Linked DNA regions of Homo sapiens: region 1 is linked to region 2. Evidence: chromatin loops called from intact Hi-C (ENCODE). Cell type or tissue: OCI-LY7. All regions are shown on one strand. Links, peaks and the distances in the headings refer to the core of each region. The heading gives the core; the rest is flanking DNA. Region 1 overlaps EIF4E (eukaryotic translation initiation factor 4E). Region 2 overlaps DAPP1 (dual adaptor of phosphotyrosine and 3-phosphoinositides 1).

What was found. Peaks named below come from ENCODE experiments on the same cell type or tissue, not always from the same donor. Only the 100,000 strongest peaks of a DNase experiment are listed, where the experiment ranks them.
Region 1: it touches region 2 in a loop (6-fold over the local background); 7 of 110 quality-filtered maps call a loop at or near these places.

Annotation. Positions count from the first base shown.
Region 1 is chr4:98,910,760-98,913,679 of GRCh38, forward strand. The region is part of intron 1 of EIF4E (eukaryotic translation initiation factor 4E); the gene reads right to left. Among named protein-coding and RNA genes, the nearest start is that of EIF4E, 17 kb to the right of the region's middle. In OCI-LY7, for the core only: no CTCF peak of the experiment used is centred there; no DNase peak of the experiment used is centred there.
Region 2 is chr4:99,820,871-99,823,790 of GRCh38, forward strand. The region is part of intron 1 of DAPP1 (dual adaptor of phosphotyrosine and 3-phosphoinositides 1); the gene reads left to right. Among named protein-coding and RNA genes, the nearest start is that of DAPP1, 5.5 kb to the left of the region's middle. RefSeq lists an enhancer at 1,177-1,546. In OCI-LY7, for the core only: no CTCF peak of the experiment used is centred there; DNase peaks (open chromatin) are centred at 221 and 1,211; H3K4me3 peaks cover 2,222 bases; H3K27ac peaks cover 2,184 bases.

The DNA of each region.
Region 1 (2,920 bases), core at 212-2,711, 910 kb before region 2:
CACTCTGCCACACAGGCTGGAGTGCAGTGGCATGATCTCGGCTCACTGCAACCTCCACCTCCTGGGTTCAAGCAGTTCTCTTGCCTCAGCTTCACGAGTAGCTGGGACTACAGGCATGCACCACCACACCTGGCTAATTATTTGTATTTTAAGTAGAGACGAGGTTTCACCACTTTGGCCCAGCTGGTCTTGAACTCCTCCTGACCTCAAGTGATCCGCCCACCTTGGCCTCCTAAAGTGCTGGAATTACAGGCATGAGCCACCGCACCAGGCCTAAAACTTGGATGAATCCTTTTTTTTTTCCCTTTGAGACAGAGTCTTGCCCTGTTGCCCAGGCTGGATTGCAGTGGCGCGATCTCGGCTCACTGCAACTTCCATCTCCTGGGTTCAAGCAGTTCTCTACCTCAGCCTCCCAAGTAGCTGGGATTACAGGCGCCTGCCACCACGCCCGGCTAATTTTTGTATTTTTAGTACAGACAGGGGTTTCACCATCTTGGCCAGACTGGTCTTGAACTCCTGACCTCGTGATTCACCCGCCTCGGCCTCCCAAAGTGCTGGGATTACAGGTGTGAGCCACCGCGCCCAGCACATTCTTAACTACTAGAAAGAGTTGTAGGAGGCTGGGAACACTGGCTCACACCTGTAATCCCAGCACTTTGGGAGGCCGAGGCGGGTGGAGCATCTGAGGTTGGGAGTTTGAGACCAGCCTGACCAACATGGAGAAATCCCATCTCTACTAAAAATACAAAATTAGCAGGGCGTGGTGGCACATACGCCTGTAATCCCAGCTACTCGGGAAGCTGAGGCAGGAGAATCGCTTGAACCCGGGAGGCAGAGGTTGCAGTGAGCTGAGATCAAGCCACTGCACTCCAGCCTGGGCAACAAGAGCGAAACTCTGTCTCAAAAAAAAAAAAAAAAAAAAAAAAAGAAGACTTGTGGTCACCTTTTAACATTTTAAAATAAATTTTTTTAAAGAACATTCTTAAGGGAGCACTAACATGTACCTACTGATCAAATTACTTTGCACATATTATATAGCTTAAGCCAACATCACAAATTCAGTCTGGGTTTGGGGAGGTGATAACACAGACACAAGAAATAACAGATGTGTGATCTAGGATGACAAGGCTAATGATAAAATTTAAATGTCACTACTATTTAAACCAAAGGCTACCAGAAGATTCATAATTTAAAATAACTAGAAAAATTTACAGGCCGGGCACAGTGGCTCACGCATATAATCCCAGCACTTTGGGAGGTCGAGGCGGGCGGATCACGAGGTCAGGAGTTCAAGACCCACATGACTAACATGGTGAAACCCCATCTCTACCAAAAACACAAAATTAGCTGGGCATGGTGGCGCATGCCTGTAATCCCAGTTACTTGGGAGGCTGAAGCAGGAGAATCACTTGAACCCGGGAGAGGGAAACTGCAGTGAGCCAAGATCGCGCCACTGCACTCCAGCCTAGATAACAAGAGCAAAACTCCGTCTCGAAAAAAAAAAAGAAGAAAAAGAAAAAGAAAAATTTACATACGGCCAGGCACGGTGGCTCATGCCTGTAATCCCAACACTTTGGGAGGCCAACACGGGTGGATCATGAGGTCAGGAAATTGAGACCATCCTGGCCAACATAGTGAAACCCAGCCGCTACTAAAAAATACAAAAATTAGCTGGGCGTGGTGGTGCATGCCTGTAATCCCAGCTACGAAGGAGGCTGAGGCAGGAGAATCGCTTGAACCAGGGAATCAGAGATTGCAGTGAGCTGAGATCGCACCACTGCACTCCAGCATAGCGAAAGCAAGACTCCATCTCAAAAAAAAAACCACAAAGAAAAGAAAAATTTACATACGTTGAACATTATGCAAAAGTAAAAAAATGATTCAAAATATATCAACACTAAAATGGCATTACAACCAGTGCACAAAACTGTTGACTGCAGTAACATGATAATTTCCATTTCAATTATTCCTTAAAGCTTTATAAGAAGTATTTGAAAGGCAAATCTTTTAAAGAATTTAACTGCTATTTAAACGTTTATACATTTTAAAACTTAGAAAACATAACTAAAATTTCATGATACTAAATTCTAGTTTTTTAAAAAAATCAATCTTTACATGTCACAGTTCAAACAAATGAGCAGTTACTGTTAAAATTCTATGTGTTTTGCCGGGTGTGGTGGCTCACGCCTGTAATCCCAGCATTTTGGGAGGCCGAGGCAGGCGGATCACCTGAGGTCAGGTGTTCGAGACCAGCCTGGTCCAACATGGTGAAACCGCGTCTCTACTAAAAATACAAAAATTAGCCAGGTGTAGTGGCACGCGCCTGTAATCCCAGCTACGTGGGAGGCTGAGGCAGGAGAATTGCTTGAACCTGGGAGGCAGAGGTTGCAGTGAGCCAAGGTAGTGTCACTGCATTCCAGCCTGGGCAACAGAGCAAGACTCCATCTCAAAAAAAAAAAAAATTCTATGTGTTCATTTTCAAAAGTTAAAGGTTATAATTTCAATGTAAACTGTAGCTTTAATAAGGTCATTTTGTTTTCTGTAACAACTTCTTATCCAACAAATTTTTTTTTTCTTCTTTTCTTGCCTTCAGAGGAGGGTATCACTATTACTTAGGCTGGAGTGCAGGGGTGCAATCACAGCTCACTGCAGCCTCAAACTCCTAGGCTCAAGAGACGATACTGAATAGCTGGGACTACAGGCATGAGCCACCATGCCCAGCTAATTTTTAGAGACAGGTCTCACTATATTGCTCAGCCTGGTCTCAAACTCTTGGCCTCAAGTGATCCTCCTGCCTCAGCCTTCGAAGTTGCTAGGATTACAGGCATGAGCCACCACACCTGCCTTTTTATGTACCAAGGTTTTAAAATCACCTTTCAAAAGAAAATATTTTGAAGAAATATATACCTTAAAAAAATTT
Region 2 (2,920 bases), core at 132-2,631:
ATTTCCCTCAAGCATTTCAAAATGTACAGCCATTCTTGGCTCCCAGTCCATACTAAAACAGGTGTCTGACAGGAATTAACCCTCAGCTGGTGGTTTGCTGACCCACGGAATAAATGATAATAAACAAAATGAGTCCGTATTATAAGGCAGGCATTTTGTAGACACCAGCTCTGGTCTTTGAAAGGCACTGGTATTCCAGCTTTACACAGGAAGAGACTCAAGAGCAGAAAAATCAGGTTGCCTACAGTCTCTGAGTGTCTGTGTTCAAAACCCATGCTGACTTCACAAACCAGGTTGTTTCCCTGCTGTGATAGTCCTAATTTACTGACCACCTACTATGCATCAGCACCATACCATTCACACGCATAATGCCATTTAGGCTTCACAATAACACTTTCAATACGATATCACCATACTCATTTCATAGACGCAAAAGGTGACTTCAATAAGCTAAGTATACGATCCAGGTCACAGACTTTGTAAGTAGTGGAGCTGAGAGACACACCTAGGAACTTACCCCAGAGCTTTCCACTGCATGGTGCTGCTTTGTAGAGCCCACTGGTCAAAGGTATGTATTCTAGTAATGGCAATTAGTAATTATTGGATGCTTATCATGTGCTAAGCACTAGTTTAAGCCCTTTGCCCATGTGAACTTGTTTAATTTACACATTGCTGTGAGGTGGGTATTATTACTAATGTTGTCCCCATTTATAGATGAGAAAAGTAAAGAACAGAGTTTTAATCACATGCTTAAGTTTCCATTCTAACATACCTTCAAATCCAAGAGTTTTGCTCCAGAGCCTTCATGCTTGACTGCTGATGTAACCTCCTGGTTTTCATCAAATTTCTCTCATCTTACTATACTAGTACATGTTCATAGTTCTTAATATGAACTGAGAGAAGCAAAGAAAGTTCTGTGATTATAACAAAGTTTACTATAAAAGACATTATTCTTTCTATTCCTCACATAATATACATGCACATGTACACAAAGCCAGGCCAGCATTCTAGTTAATCAGAACATTATTGAATTTTGTGTAGAATTCATTTTCAGGACTAGAAAAATTTATTCAGCTAAGAAACGTAAAGTCAAAATTTCAGTGGAACCTGTTTACAGCGGTGTGACACTAACTACAGCAATACAGCTTGTTCCTCTTCTGTGCACAGCTCTGTAATCTTGGATTCTAAAAACGGAAGGTGGTTCTTCTGTGGTTGTATAATTAGTATGTAACTAGTGTACAGTTCCATCTCTTCATAACTCAAGTGAATTTCCTCTTCAGTTGTGGTGTTTTTCTGTTCCTCCAAAGGGTGACTTCCTTCTACTTACAAGTGGAAATCTGTCCCACAGACTGTCCATGTTGTGGGGAGTCACTTTGTTTCATTCATTCACTCTTCTACTGGGTCATAGATCTATCTGTTGTATGATGACGCCAGGCAAGGCAGCATAGAGGAGACTACAATAAAGAAGGCATGGCTGTGCAGAGATGGAGGATTCATATGCATGTAGAGTTAGAATGCAGTGTTGTGTGGGCTGAGGGCTGTGACAGTGTCTAGATAAAACAATCTCCTATGGAAGGCTATCTTCTCCACAGTAGAAGTGGAGAAGATGGCCTTGGAGCTGATATGATTTTTGTCAGTTGAAGTTAGAAAAGGTGAAATTTTCTACAGAGAAAATGGCCTGAATAAAGGAGTGATGGTAGCAAAATATGCAAGGATTCAGAATTGAAAAAGCTCACATGAACTCAGACCCACCCAGTCCCCAAGACCCATCTGGTTTGTCAGCATTCTGGTGGTCTGGTTCTGGTCTCTACCTCTATCCATCTCATCCTATGAGAAGCTTCAACTTGGCTTTTCTCTTGTACTTCTGTTTTCATGACCATACTCTTAGATATTTTGTTAAAACCTGCATTAATTTCTGGCTCCTACCAACTCCCGTAGAGGATAAATTCCTATTCTGAGCCCATCGACCTCTGTGTCCTACTGCCTGATAGAGGCCTGCCTCTACCAAGAGCACAGTGAACACTGCTGGGCCTTATCAGTGTTCGCTGCTCACCACTTGCTTCTTTATGGTCATGCTTCCCCTGACCCTGCCCACTAGCACCTGCCCCCATTATCTGTTGTTAGACCTTCTTTGTTTAAAAATGTTTATAACTTTAAAAAGTGTAAGAGTAATCACTTGTTTTAATAACAGTATGATGATTATGTAAAAGAATGTCACTTTTGAGAGATGCATGTTGAATTATTTAGGGTTAAAGTGTCAGGATATCTGTAATTTACTTTAAAACTGTTCATCGAAAGAGTCAAAATTAAACGTTGTATTAAAAATGTGGCAAAAGGTTAAAAATTATTCTACCTGAAATATGGGTATTATTTCAATGCAGTAACATTGATGCTATTTTTCTACTTTCCAGTATATCTGAATTTATTTATAATAAATAGTTGAAAATAATAGTAATATATATTAATTATCAAAAATTAGAGAGATGAAGAGAAGCATCAAAATATAAAGAAAAGCACTAAAATGTCAGCCATGTACTACTACCTAAAATAACATTGTTCATCTTGATTCTAGTTTTTAAGAAATGTTTTTCTGTACACACACACAAACATATATAGAGATTGAATTGTAATCATATTATATGTATAATTTTGCTTTTGCTTTTTGGTAGGATATTTTTCCATCATCTCCTTCTTGATCTGTCTCAAAGTAGGCTCTTGCTTCCCTCTGAAAGCATGGATATTTAGGTTGATCTAGATTCTGGAGGGCCTAAAATAGATTTGGTCAATGAACAATGTGGACTCACTGAAGGTTCATAGGAATGTGGAATTACATAGTCATCATGTTTTGTTTTTAGGTAGATTAATCTGATAGTTCAGCATGATGGGTGGCAATGGGGCTAGAGCCAAGATAGTGGGTTAG